Regions from separate parts of the Homo sapiens genome. Here region 1 is linked to region 2. A link is a contact called in ENCODE Hi-C or POLR2A ChIA-PET data. All regions are on one chromosome and are shown on one strand. Each heading gives the region's core, a stretch centred on a gene start or an enhancer-like site at or near the end of the contact. The rest is flanking DNA. Distances are from core to core; before and after follow the strand shown.

Region 1 (7,548 bases), core at 2,821-5,320, 7.2 Mb after region 2:
TCTCCTGGGGGGTGAGGGGGGTAGGGTGGAGCTGGTCTGGCAGCAGGACACTGGGGCCTCTGTGTGTGTGCTGCCTCCAGCCAGCATACTTTCCACAGAGTCTGCCCAAGAACATTTCCTCCAGCCTGCTTTGCTTAATTTTTTTTAAAAAAATCTGTTGGTGTTTTTTTCAACTGAAGCAAAAATCCAAATTCTGCCTGACTACTTGGCCCTTACATCATTTGACTGCCAGCTTCTCTGGTTAGCCCCCCATAGTCCAAACCCACGCCTGCTCTTTTTGGTCCTTGATTCCCCTGGGTCCCAACATGCAATGATCTTGGTCCCTTCAAATCTTACCCATATGGAAATCCTGCTTTCAGGGAGCCCTCCTTGACTGCCTCAGCACTTCTCCCCCAAATTCCCTGGCTCTGACTCCATACCAATCCCCTCCTCTAACCCAATCCTTCTCCAGGGGAAGTGCCAGGAGGTTCTTGATGGCACAGCCTAGGCCCACCCCAGGGCTGCTGTTTGAGGTTGTACAGATTATTGATGGCACAAGAACCTCCTCCCAACTAACAGGGACAAGCGGGGCTGAACAAGGGTGGATATTCTGCTTGTGCTGGGCTCACTTATCTGGTAAATCTGATAGTCCCTCTACCCAAATCCAGGGGCCTTTTTGTAATTCACACTAAAGTGTGATACTGGCTACTGAGGCCCCACTAAGCTTTCCCTTTATCTGCTCCAGCTCCCTTGTTTATCACCTCAACAGGGTACTGTCATCTACCAGGTCTAACAAGCCGAAAAAAGGTAAACACCATCTATATTTACTTACTCTCCACTACAGTCAGGTTGTTTCTCTTTCGATAGTCTCTCAGATCCACCACCACTGTCCTGCTCCCACCTTCAGCAACTCCTACGTGGATTCTGCCCCTGTTTGCCTACTCAGCTCCTGGCCACCTAGCCGGCCCCTCCAGTCTGCTACCACTTCACAATCACCTCTCCTTGCTTAACACCTTGCCATGTCTCCTTATTATGGCCCACACTTATTTCTAAAGAGGGGTGCACATGTCCCAGGGGATGCTGGAGACAAATCGAAAGGGAGTGGAAAAATAATATTCATACTCTATTTTAGGGCTTTTTCCTTATCCTTTAGGGATTAATATTTATATGCTTCATAATGTACCTAATATATTTGCTCAGCAGTATATTTATATAATGCATAAATGAATAAGTATATATGTTTTGAGAGTATAGGATCAAGTTTTTCCTGATAGGTGTGCAAACACATAAGATGGTTTGGAGACCATTAAGTGAGACCCAAGGAGGTGCTCTAACATTGAAAGTCCTCCACAGCCTAGTCTTTCTCTGCCTCTCACATCTCACTCTTCTACCACTCTTCTACCTCTTGTCTGTCCCTGACAGTACAGTGACACAGAAGTACTTGCAGTTCCCCTAATTAAGGGAACATTTGTGCCTTTATTCCTTTTTCCTGGATTCCTCCAGTCCTGCCCTCACCCTGGTTGCCTGGTGAAGATGTCCTATTTCAAGCCTCAGTTTAGGTGTTATCTCTCTGAGGTTTTCTCCACCAGCCTGGGAATAGGAAACCCACCATTGTCTTCTGGTCCACCTCACCATTCCAACCATTCCACATTCAGACTTCAGTTTTCCCCAGCATACTTTATTAAAGTAATCTGCTCACTGCTCCCCAACCCAATGCTCTTTTTTAGAGACAGTCTCACTCTGTCACCCAGGCTGGAGTGCAGAGATCATAGCACAGTGCAGCCTCAACTTCCCATGTTCAAGCAATCCTCCTGCCTCAGCCTTCTGAGTAGCTGAGACTATAGGCATGCACCACCACACCCTGCTAATTTTTATTTTTTTTCTAAAGATGGGTTCTCCCTATATTGCCCAGGCTAGTCTTGATCTCCTGGCCTCAAGCAATCCTCCCACTTCAGCCTCATGAAGCTCTGGGATTACAGGTGTGAGTCACTGTGCTGGGCCAGTTTCCTTTTTTATATCCCCCCTTAAATTGTGAACTCTCTGAGGCTAGGGACTATATGCAGTTCACCTTCCTCTTTCTGTTGGACTCAGCACAGTGTAAGTCACACACTCAGCACCAGGAAATGTTTGTTTAAAAAGCAATAAAGCTAATATTATCAACTACTTAATATGTGCCTGGAGCTAATTTTAGCATATGTTTCCATGTATATTAGTTCATTTAATCCTTGAAAGTGAGTTCTGGCCGGGTGTGGTGGCTCATGCCTGTAATCCCAGCACTTTGGGAGGCCGAGGTGGGCAGATCACGAGGTCAGAGATTGAGACCATCCTGGCTAACACGGTGAAACCCCGTCTCTACTAAAAGTACAAAAAATTAGCCGGGTGTGGTGGCATGCGCCTGTAGTCCCAGCTACTTGGGAGGCTGAAGTAGGAGAATCGCTTGAACCTGGGAGGTGGATGTTGCAGTGAGCTGAGATTGTGCCACTGCACTCCAGCCTGGGCAACAGAGCGAGACTCCATGTCAAAAAAAAAAAAAAGAAAGAAAGAAAAAAAGAAAGTGGGTTCTAATTTTATCCCCATTTTGTAGATATGTAAAATGAGACTCCCAGAAATGAAGTAACTTGCCCTGGGTCCCAAACTGGCAGAGCCAGGATTCAGACTCAAGAAGTCTGATCTCAGAGTGCATTGTCTTAATCACTATGCTCTGCTGACAGAATAAGCACAAGAACGAACAAATATATGCACAAATGAATGAAGTGGTGACTTTGGAAGCAGACTTACATAGTGAAATTGGAGATAAAGGCAAGATGAGGCAGATCCAGGTCAAAGATGGCTTCATGGGCTTCAGCATGTGGATTAAACAGGACAGAGGTGACCAAGGTGTGGGCATAGCGAGACACCACCGTGGAGCGCATAGAATAGCTTGTCATTAACAACTGAGAGAGAAGACAGGAGGAGGTGTTTTAGGTAGACTATGTCCTCAGCCTAGATGGGCTAGTCTTTGGGAACCCAAGATTCCTACACAGGCCTCAAAGTATACAGGTGGATAAACTAAGGCCTAGAGAGGGAAAACAACCTCTGTCATCCATTTGGTGGATCTGCCTGATTACTTCAGCAAGCTTTATCAAGTCTCAGAACCCAAGACTCACAGAAGATTAGAGATCAAGGGACCTCTCTGGACAAGCACTTCTCTAACTTTGATGTGCACATGAATCTCCTGGAAAGCTTGTTAAAATGAAGATTCTGATTCAGCAAGACTAGGGTGAAGGCTGAGATTTTATCTTTCTAAAAAGCTCCCATGGAATGATGCTGCTGCTAGTCCACAGATTTCACTTTGAGTAGCAAGGCTTTAGAATATAGCAGAGCATCCGCCATTCATTGAATCCTACTCTGTCCAAGGCACTGTGATAAATACTGATTTTTTTCTTCTTTAGGATCTCAGGTGTAAAGAGTTGCACTTATAAGCACAATCATGCACTGCAAGCATGGTAAGTATCTGGCATCCATGATGAGGGCACACAGCAAGTACAATATCTATCTTCTTCCTCTCCTTTCTTGAGGCAATGGTCCCTCTATCTACCCACACGTGATGCAGAGCTAGTTCCTTCCCAGTGTGGGGCAGTGGGAAATGAGGATGATTTGAGATCAGACGGTTCTGCCACTTCCTAACTGTGTCTTAACCTTGGAACCTCTGTTTTCTCTTCTCTATAATGGGGATAATAATATAGCCCAGCTCACAGAGATGCTGTGAGGACTAAATGAAATAATAATTCTGGGACCCCTGGTGCAGCACCTGACATGTGCTCAGCAAATAGTACCTCTTTTCTCTGGCTCTAGTTTCTCAGTCATAGGACTGAAGAAACACACTGAATAACCTTCCCAAATTTCCCCCAAGAAGCTAATTTTATCACAAATCCCCAAGCTTTTTTCCCTCATCCCAGAACTGACCTTTGTGCTTGATGAAGCGGGGACAGGGGGTCCCTGGTATGTCAGTTCAAGAAGAATGGTCAGCAAAAAGCTGACACAGATGAGGTACCTCCACCCAGACATGATGCCACCTCTGGCCTGGATCTGTTGTTCACATCCAGAAGATCTGAGCCCGATCTCCAAACCCTTGCTCTTTTAAACCTCCAGGTATCCCTTCTCTTGAGAGGGAGGGACCATCCTGAAGGGTGGGGAAGGCTCTGAATGTGGCATTGAGGCTCACACAAGCCAGGATTGTCCAAGAGCTGGGGCTGGCATCTTGCCTGGAGAAGGGCCAGTTCTACGCTTCCTTTTTTCCCCTCATCCAGCTGTAAGATGAATGGAAACTAAACATACCAGAGTGCTGGGTCTGTCTGTTTGCTGTGTTGGCTCAGGGTGGGGTTTTTCTTTCCTATAAACATCCACAGGAGCCCAGTAACTGGGGCCAGAGAAAGGTCACTTAGCACTGATCATCTTAAAAAGGTAGTGGCGATGAGAGAGGGATTGGCAAGGCAAGCCCCCAATACTGGTCTTCCCTGGTATTATTGACTTTAGCCTAGTGCCGGGAGGGACTTACTCAGGATCCTATAACAATTTAGGGGTCCCATAGACATAATAAGACTTACAATCTCTAGAATAGCCAGAGGCCAAGACAGGCTGGGGCAGGACTGAGAAAGAATATAACACAGTGGTTTCAAAATACAGGCTCCAGACCCAGACCACATGGGTTTGAATCTCAGTTCTGCCACTTACTGACTGTATAATACTGAGCAAGTTAATTAACCTCTCTGTAGCCTCAGTTTCTTCATCTATAAAATAAGAATAGTAATAGCACCTACTTCATAAAGTTCTTATGAAGATTAAGTGAGTTTGTACTTTTAGAATGCTTGGCACATGGTAAGTGATCAGTAAATAGCTGCTAGGAGGAGGGCAGGATGAGGCATGACAGAGATCAAAAGTCTGGAAAGCTCCCTGTCCTCTGAGACCTGAGTGGAGGGAGAAGGGAGGAGCTGAGGTGCTCTGGACTCAGGATCTGCAGGTCCTGTGGAGGGTGGGGGTGAGGAATGGGGCTGAGAAAAAGGAAAGTACTTGAAGGTCTGCACAAGGACTATCAGCCTCAGTCAGAATCCTGCCGACCCTGGCCCTCCGGCCTCTACCCATCCACACAGGGAGCATAGACAGCTCCAGTACTTACTCTCAGGGGCAAAATCTCTGATGACATTTTACAAACTGCCCCAGGAACACTCAGATTTGTCCTAGGGCATTTGGCATCCCAACAAAGTCTTCTCATTCTGGCATCTGTGGGTCCCAAAACCTGTCAGTTGCCACCTCGCACAAGTCCGCACCAAGTTTCCTCTCAGGATTTCCTCACGAGGGAGAGTCCTAGCTAGAGAACAGCTCTGCTTATACAGCAACAGAGAAAACTCCCATCGGCTACCCAGTCCTTTTCTCTTAAATATGAATGAGTAGCCAAGGAGCCTCAAGCAAATTAAGGAAGCCTGTAGCATGAAAGCAAAATACTAAAAGAAACAAATAGAACAACTGACCCTAGAGCAATTTGAGGATCTGGGAAACAAAAGAGAACTTCAGGGGAAAAATTGATACTATTCTGAATAAGATTCAAGAAGATATAACATGCATAAAACAAGAACTAGATGCCATAAAACAGGAACAATCAGAGAAAACAGAGATTCCTTAGAAATTAAAAATATGTTACTGAAATAATACATTTTCCAGGACCAGGAAATGAGGAAATCTTCCAGAATGTAGGGCAAAAAAGCCAAGGCAACAGAAAATGTGAGAGAAAATTTAAGAGAGATGGATTAATCTAGCAAATTAGACATTCAAATAATAGGAGTTCTAGATAGAGAAAACAAAACAATGAAGGAAACTTTATTGAAAACATATTAGGCCAGATGTGGTGGCTCACATCTGTAATCCCAGCACTTTGGGGGGTTGAGGCGGGAGGATCGCTTGAGGCCAGGAGTTTGAGATCAGCCTGGCTAACATAGTGAGACCCTGACTCTACAAAAAAAAGTAAAAAGAAATAGCCAGTCGTGATGGCTCTCATCTGTAAATCCCAGCTACTTGGGAAGCAGAGGCGGGAGGATTGCTTGAGCCCAGGAGTTCGAGGTTACAGCGAGCCATGATTGTGCCACTGTACTCCAGCTTGGGAGACAGAGTGAGACCCTGTCTCAAAAAAATAGATATATTAGAAGTTATAATAATTTCCTACACCTGAAGAAGGATCTCCAGACAGGTGCCCAGAACAGTGAATCCAGGAAACAGTGAAGCCAGGAAACAGTGAATCCAATTCAAGCAATAACTGCAGCAGCCTCCTTACTGGTCCTCCTGCTTCAGCCTTCATCATCCCCTTTTCTGCCTCCCACCAGTATATTTTTACAACAACCAGAGGGATCCTTTTGAAACCCAAGTCAGATCCTGTCCCCTTTTTGCTCAAAACTCTCCTGTGGATCCTGCTTGTGGCTTACATGGCCCTATGTGAGAGGGGTCAGTGAGGCAAGCCCTCATTACCCATCTGACCCCATTTCCTATTACTTCCCTTCCTGCCTTCCTCCATCACTCTAGCAACTCTGGCCATTGTGTTCTTCAAAAGTGCCAGGCATGGGGAAAAAATGCCAGGCATGATCCTGTCCCATGGCCTTTGCAATGACTGTTCTTTCTGCTTGGAATGTTTTCTCACCAAGTATCCACTTGACTAGTTCTCTCACCTTATGCTAGTCTTTGCCCACATGCTACCTTTTCAGTGAGTGTTTCCCTGACCAACCTATTTACTTATTTTTTAACTTTTTTGTTATTGATACATAATATTTGTATAAATTTATGGGATACACTGATATTTTGTTACATGCATAGAATGTGTAATAATCAAGTCAGGGTATTTATGGTATCCATTGCCTTGAGTATTTATCATTTCTATGTGTTGGGAAAATTTCAACTTATCTTTTCTAGCTATTTTGAAATATACAACACATTGTTATGACAAGCCTATTTAAAACTGAAATTTTTCTCCATAGCACTTATCACACATTTTAATTTGGATACATTTTACTGATTTATCTTATTATCTTTTCTCTCTCCCTTACTAGAATCAGCTCCATGGGGGCCAAGGATTGCTATCTGTCTTCTTCACTGCCTAGCCTAATCTCCTAGAACAGTACCTGACACGTAGTAGACACTCAAAAAATACTTGTTGAATGAGTGAATACAATAAAAGCATATAATTCAAGGAAAAAAGAAAGGCTTTTAGAAACTCTGTGTGTGTGTGTGTGTGTGTGTGTGTGTGTGTGTAATTATTCAAGAAAGTCTTGGCCAAATACAAAGCAAAATAAAATGTAATATGATTATGAGCAGCTGATAAGAGTATAAGAAAGATTCCATTTGACCTTGATGCTAGAAACATTCTCCTCTGAGAGGCCCAAAGATTGTGACATTGAACTTGAAGAGAAGGAAGCGTATTCCAGGCTCACTGCTTGGCTAGATTTTGAAAAATATTTACATAGCCATGATAATGTGAATGCTGTTTATTGGGTTTCAGGTCATAGAGTCAACCTGGGGAGACAAAGCAGGGAAGATCTGATTGTGGCT
Region 2 (6,772 bases), core at 2,898-5,397:
TAGCAGGCGTTCCCTGCCCACGTCAAGGTTGTGGATAGTTTGCGTGATATTAAGGGGCTCCTGGTCAGGATCAGAGGGATGAGTGGTATAGGGGCACCAATGGGAACCTCCCAGGCAGGGTGAGAGGCATGGCTATTAGGAGTCCCTGTAGTGGTCCTTGACCCTGGCGGACATCTTCCTACATGAGGGGCTCACGGTGAAGATCGGTGACTTTGGCTTGGCCACAGTGAAGACTCGATGGAGCGGGGCCCAGCCCTTGGAGCAGCCCTCAGGATCTGTGCTGTGGATGGTGAGTTGGGCCAGGCTGGATGGGGGGCACATGGGGACGTGGGCTCCGGGATTGGGGTGTGTGGGGCCAAGTGGGGACGGGGATGCCTGTGCCAGATGTGGGTGTCTGGACTCCTCATGTCCCACCTCGTGTGGGTGGCTCTGAGTTGTACCCTGTGTGGCCAGTGGGATCTGGGACTGTGGACCAGCCATTTGCTGACCTCCGTGGTCCCCCTGCCTGGTCTGGCCTGTTGTAGGCAGCTGAGGTGATCCGTATGCAGGACCCGAACCCCTACAGCTTCCAGTCAGACGTCTATGCCTACGGGGTTGTGCTCTACGAGCTTATGACTGGCTCACTGCCTTACAGCCACATTGGCTGCCGTGACCAGGTGAGCCCCACACCTTACCCACAGTTCCCTGGGCTGAGGGATCCCCTCAGGCATCCATACCCCACATCCCCTCCTTTGCACTGATAAATGCCACACTTTCCCCAGAAACCTAAAATTTTCTAGGATAAGGACTCCCAGAATCCCTTGGGCTCCAGACACTTACAATAAATTCTCTGGGTCTCCCCTACCCCAACTTCCCTCTTCTCACATCCACAGCCCTCTGGGACAAAAATCTTTGAAGTCCAAAATGCCCCGAATCTCTATACCTAGAATCCCCTGAGGCCCCCAAATACCCCAAAGCCCTCTGTATCCCTAGACGCCTATAGTCGTCTGCTCTGGGTACTCAAAATCCCCCAGATCCTCAAAGCCCAGATCTCATTTCTCCCAGCATCCCATTTTTCCCCAGAAACAGAACCCCTTTGTGCTTCTGGAATAGTCATGGACACCCACAGTCACCTAGGCCTTGGGTATCTAGCAGGCCCCAGGGCCGGGATACCTAGAACCCTCTAGGCCCCAGACCCCCACAGAAGTACAAGCTCCCCCAGACCCAGAACTCCATGTTTTCCCGAGACTCAGTACTTTCCAGGTCCCTAAGCCTCCTAGAAACCCGTGGGCCTATAATCCTCTGAGCCCCAGATACCTACAATCCTTGACAACCCCAAATTTAAATCCCTCTGTTCTGAAAGCAGAGAATCCTCCCAAGTCCTCAAGGACAGAGAATCCTCTGGGCCTTGATACTGACAGTACCCCAGCTCGCTAAAAATGAACCTTCCAAGTCCCTCAATACAAAATTCCTTGGGCCTCCCAGCCCCTGACCCCAGATCACCCCTTTCCTGCCCCCGTCTGCCCCCAGATTATCTTTATGGTGGGCCGTGGCTATCTGTCCCCGGACCTCAGCAAAATCTCCAGCAACTGCCCCAAGGCCATGCGGCGCCTGCTGTCTGACTGCCTCAAGTTCCAGCGGGAGGAGCGGCCCCTCTTCCCCCAGGTGGGCTGGGTAGGGGGCTGGACACCTTGGGTGGGTGACTCTGGGATAGAGGAAGACTGAGATGGAGGCAGATGTGAATATGAAAGCTCAGAGGTATAGTGTGTGTGTGTGTGTGTGTGTGTGTGTGTGTTTCACCATGAGGCTGGGACTGTTGGGGGTGTGTGTGTATGTGTGTTTCGCCATGAGGCTGGGACTGTTGGGTGTGTGTGTGTGTGTGTGTGTGTGTGTGTGTGTGTTTCGCCATGAGGCTGGGGCTGTTGGGATGCCCACAGGGCTCTGGACACCCCTCCTCACCCCCACCTGCCCTCAGATCCTGGCCACAATTGAGCTGCTGCAACGGTCACTCCCCAAGATTGAGCGGAGTGCCTCGGAACCCTCCTTGCACCGCACCCAGGCCGATGAGTTGCCTGCCTGCCTACTCAGCGCAGCCCGCCTTGTGCCTTAGGCCCCGCCCAAGCCACCAGGGAGCCAATCTCAGCCCTCCACGCCAAGGAGCCTTGCCCACCAGCCAATCAATGTTCGTCTCTGCCCTGATGCTGCCTCAGGATCCCCCATTCCCCACCCTGGGAGATGAGGGGGTCCCCATGTGCTTTTCCAGTTCTTCTGGAATTGGGGGACCCCCGCCAAAGACTGAGCCCCCTGTCTCCTCCATCATTTGGTTTCCTCTTGGCTTTGGGGATACTTCTAAATTTTGGGAGCTCCTCCATCTCCAATGGCTGGGATTTGTGGCAGGGATTCCACTCAGAACCTCTCTGGAATTTGTGCCTGATGTGCCTTCCACTGGATTTTGGGGTTCCCAGCACCCCATGTGGATTTTGGGGGGTCCCTTTTGTGTCTCCCCCGCCATTCAAGGACTCCTCTCTTTCTTCACCAAGAAGCACAGAATTCTGCTGGGCCTTTGCTTGTTTATTTTGTTTCCCGACTCTTCTCTTGGGGTTCAGAGCCGCTGAGGGGTGGGGTGAGTCCAGGCAAGGAGTGAAGGTCAGGGGGAGGTGCGGACCACATAAACAGCGTCACTGCACGCATCACCACAGGCGGCACGATGAACGAGGACCACATATGCCAAGCACGGCACAAAAGGAGGCCACGTCAGTCACAGACACAGACACCACAGCAAAGGTGGGGAAGCGGAGACCACTGGCCTTCCGTGTGCAAAGGATTCTGGGAAGATGGGTGGAGTTTGCATATTTAAAGACAGCTGTCAGAGGCAGGAAACTGGGGAGGGGGTCCCTGGGGGAACCGAGGGGTCCTGGAAGTGGGAGGGGCTCCCAAGGTATTGAATGAGGTTGAGGGGAGCTGGTGAAGGGAAATCCTTGTGGGGCTAGGTGTTGGGTGGCATTTGAAGATGTGGATCTTCAGAGGGATGGAAGATCCATGGGAAGGGGCTCAACAGTAGGGGTTTCTTGAGGATTTGGAAAATTATGATGGGAAATAGGTGTGCTGGAGAGATTTGGGACCAAAAATAGGGTTTTCCAGGAACTTCAGGGCTCCAGGAAGGGATTCTGCAATGGGTTGCCTGGTATTTGGGCACTTCCAGGAAGGAAAACGCCCTCTGGGGAAACCAGGGGCGGAGGTCTTCAGGAATGTGGAGGTTCTAAAACAGAAGTAGATCCTGAAGTGACCACGAGTGGGGTTCTAAAAGGACTTGGGGATTCCACATGTGAGAACCGGATTTAGGGCCAGGAGGAGTCAGGTTTCTCAAGGTACTCGGGGATCTTGAGGAATGAGAGGTGGAATCTTGGAGAACCGGGAGATGGGTTCTCAAGGGATTTGGAGACTCCAAAAGTGAGAAATGGATTCAGGGCCCAGAGAAGGGTTGCCCAGGGATTTTGGGGTTCTCAGAGTGGGGTATCAGTCGGAGAAGAGGCTGGCGAAAGACTTCCTCAGGCTGCGGATGGTCTCAGCTTTCACCTCGTCCTGGCTAAGGCTGGGCCTGGGCGGGGCTGGCTCTGGAAGGTTGAAGGCATTGGTCAGAGACTGGGATTTGCTAGAGAGAGACAAGGTGGAGGCGTGGGAGGAAGGGGGAAGAGGAAGGGGAGGAAGGGGAGAGAAACACAACGTTACCCCAGGCCCAGCCCCAGCCCTGCCCCTCTGATCCTGGGGCTGTGCCTGTGACCTCCCCACCTGCCACCATGGGCCTGGACCCTAACAGGTTCTCAAGGCTGGGAGCACTCAGGTGGAGTGGGTGGAGTCCTGGGCCAGGGAGGCGAGATCTGGGACAGGCTGGGAGGACTTGGATCCAGGGTGAAGTGTGGGATTCGTGGCAAGAGTCCTGGGCAGAACCTTCTCTGTGAATTCTTGGCTAGTTTGATACAAAGGGGAAGATGAGCAGGGAAGTTTCCAATCTAAGGGTGAGGTGTCTAGGAGGGCATAGAAAGGGCTTGGACCAAGGACAGGCTGTTGGGCAAGTCAGCCTAAGGCAGAGCAGCTGGGTGGGGCAGGGAGGACGTCTGAGCTGGGATGGGAGTTGGAATGGACCAGAAAAGGCAGATGGGTGATGATTCGCGGGGAGACTGAGATGGGCCAGAAGGATGTGAAGGAGGAGGAAAAGTATGAGGATGGAGTGGGAAGAGCCAGATGATAGGAGGACTAGGACTCGGGCCAGGAGTTTTAGGGATGGGTTGGTGGCGGGGGGGCGAGTTTGGCAGGGAAGGCTCTGGGCTGGGCAGGAAGTTGCAGAGGGTGGGTCAGCCAGGTGCCTGGGAGGCCCTGGAGGAGGAAACTTTCCCAGGGCCTTTGAGGAGGAATTCGAACTGAGTGCAGTTTCTCTGGGATTCTGGCACCAAATTCCTGGGGTGGGGGTGCGGAGCCTCTGGTGGGCCGGGAGGAGCGAAAGCTTGGGGGAAGGGCTTGGCTCAGGCTGGAGAGAGTTCGTGGGACCCCTGCATAGGACCTGGGTCTGAGGAGCAAGGGAGCTAGGGCTGCTCTACTGGGGCAGCGGCCCGCTTTGTGAGCAGCAAGGCGAAGGCTGCTGTAGGGGTCCCCTTACTTGAGCTGGGGGTGCGGAGGTCCCCCTGCAGCGGCGGTGGCGGGTGGCGGCACGTCCTGGCTGGGTTTCTGGGCCAGCTGTGGTTTGGGACGTCCAGCGGGGCCCGGGCCGCTGGGCCGAGGCTGCTGCGTGGTGGGTGGCCCAGTGCGGGGCACGGGACCCGCCTGGCTGGCCTGGCGTGTGGGGCCGGCTGGGCCTGGGGGTTTCTGGGGCGGGCCCTGGCGCTGCTGCCCGCCCGGTGGGGCCCCAGAGGCCTTTGGCGGAGCCGGGCCAGAGACGGATGTCTGACGGGTAGCCTGTGGGGGGCCCGCCTGGCGCTGGGGAGACGGAGAGGCGGGCGGGCGGGCTGCTGGAGGCGCCCCGGGGCCTCCCGCCACTGGCCGGGATTGGCGGCCTTGACCCTGGGTCGGCGGCGCGGCCTGGGACGCGGGCTGCTGGGGCGCTGAGGTGGGACTTGGAAGGCGCTGGGGCAGGGGGCTGCCAGCTGGGGGTCCAAGGCCTGAAAGGTGCTGCTGGCCCTGCGGGGGCGGGCGCTGCTGCAATGGGGGTCCCTGGCGCTGGGGGCCTGGACCCGGCTGTGGAGGGCCGCCTGGGGGACAGAGGGAGAGAAAGAGCACACGTGAGAGTGAGCGGGTAAGAGATGGCGGGCTGAGGGAGGGGACTGCGACCGCCAGCCTCTCGCTTACCCTGTGGTGGGGGTCGCTGCTGAGCCGGGGGCCCTGCGGGCTGCTGGGAGGTCTGGCGGCCCAAGGGCAGGGCCCCTGGGGACGGAGTCTGCGGCAGAGGAATGGAGCAGGAGAGGTTAAAAATAGTTACCAGCCAGTGGAGCATCAGCCAGTGATGACACAGGTTCCCTGTGCGCTGGGTGTTGCCCCACTTGTGGCTGAGCTGAGGGTACTCTGGGTTGTGGGGTGGGGGACCTGTTCCCAGGGGCGGGGCAGGGAGGTGCTCAGGGAAGTCAGGGCAGCAGCTGCTTATCAATGTTTTAAACAATTGGCAATCGCAGCCACATGTGTGCAAAGGTGATGCTGTGAGCCTACAGATTATCAGCTTCATGGCACAGCATGACCCAGGGCCGGCCTCCCCACACTAGCTCAAGCCACTAGCTCAGCGCCAGGGGCCTGACCTGGCCATGGGAGCCCCTGCCAGGGGAGGCATCCCGCTGTCGCTGCCGGGGCAGGGCCTGAGCCATCTTGTTGACCACGAGCTCTACGATGAGCTGTTTGTCTTCATCCTGGTGGTCACCAATGAGCGGCATGGAGGAACCCACCACCTGGGGGAAGGAAAGGATCCGTGAGGGGAGAGGCAGGCCTCGCACCTGAGGCGGCAGTAACACCGTGCTTTCAGTTGGCCAAGGGCATGGCCGCCGCTGAGCCCCAGTGTCTGAGGCACTGATTGTGCACGGTGAGGAAGGCTTGTCTGTTCCAAGGTACCTTACAGCTTAGAAGGTGCTTCAGAGCAGGGCTCAGCAAATTAGGGCCCATGGGCCCAACCTGGCCGACCACCTGGTTCTGTATGACCCAGAGCTAAGGATGGGTCTTTAAATTTTGTAACAGTTGAAAAAAATCGAAAGATTTTATAACATGCGAAAATGGCATGAAATTTAAATTTCAATGTCCATAAACAAAGTTTTATTGGAACACAGCCACACTTATTTTTTTAACATATCGTCTATGGCTGCTTTTGCAGAGTTGAGTAGTTACGGCAGAGGCTACGTGGCCTACAAAGCCTAAAATATGTACCGTCTGCTCCTTTACAGAAAATGTTTGCCGATCCCTGCTTCACGGTTTTCTAGGTGCTTTGTCCTTTCCAAAATGCTTTGCTGTCGGTCCAGTTCGCAGAATACTTTAAAGGTTACTAAGTGCCTCGCCATTCACCAAGATGTCTCGATTCGCAGAGCACTAAACAATCTAATAAGGGTTTTGCTAGTCACCAGGGACGTGCAAGTTCAGTCTAGTGTTCTGCCATTGCAAGGGATGGCCCCTTCGAAAGTTCGTCAGGCACCTTACAGTGTACTAAGCACATTGCTGTTGGCTGAGGACCTCTGTGCCATGGAGTGCTTCAGTTTGCACTGCTGCTGCCTGGCATCTGTTCCTCCCTCTACCCCACCTACCCCTGGGTGCTCATACCTCAATGATG

What was found. Hi-C counts contacts between places; a loop is a spot of excess contacts on that map. ChIA-PET counts read pairs that join two places held with the same protein, here RNA polymerase II (POLR2A).
Region 1: a map of transverse colon shows a loop between it and region 2 (29-fold over the local background). The contact joins the promoter of ITIH6 here to the enhancer-like site in region 2. A Hi-C loop is called at or near these places in 1 of 168 maps with a recorded cell type or tissue (transverse colon). POLR2A ChIA-PET finds 5 or more read pairs at or near these places in 1 of 52 experiments (H1).

What each region holds. Positions count from the first base shown.
Region 1 is chrX:54,794,185-54,801,732 of GRCh38, forward strand. It overlaps ITIH6 (inter-alpha-trypsin inhibitor heavy chain family member 6), which reads right to left and starts at 4,071. Exons shown (of 13, transcript NM_198510.3): 1 at 3,925-4,071; 2 at 2,758-2,912. The coding sequence starts at 4,026.
Region 2 is chrX:47,569,369-47,576,140 of GRCh38, forward strand. It overlaps SYN1 (synapsin I), which reads right to left. Exons shown (of 13, transcript NM_006950.3): 9 at 6,763-6,772; 10 at 5,760-5,906; 11 at 5,320-5,407; 12 at 4,634-5,222; 13 at 2,533-3,631. The coding sequence ends at 3,496. It overlaps ARAF (A-Raf proto-oncogene, serine/threonine kinase), which reads left to right. Exons shown (of 16, transcript NM_001654.5): 13 at 171-289; 14 at 525-656; 15 at 1,510-1,644; 16 at 1,955-2,540. The coding sequence ends at 2,089. Among named protein-coding and RNA genes, the nearest start is that of TIMP1, 9.7 kb to the right of the region's middle. RefSeq lists enhancers at 5,432-5,939, 5,940-6,446, 6,539-6,772. Within about 2 kb of position 4,148, at least 12 of the 41 ENCODE cell types and tissues checked have a DNase peak (open chromatin) inside an H3K27ac peak, as active enhancers do.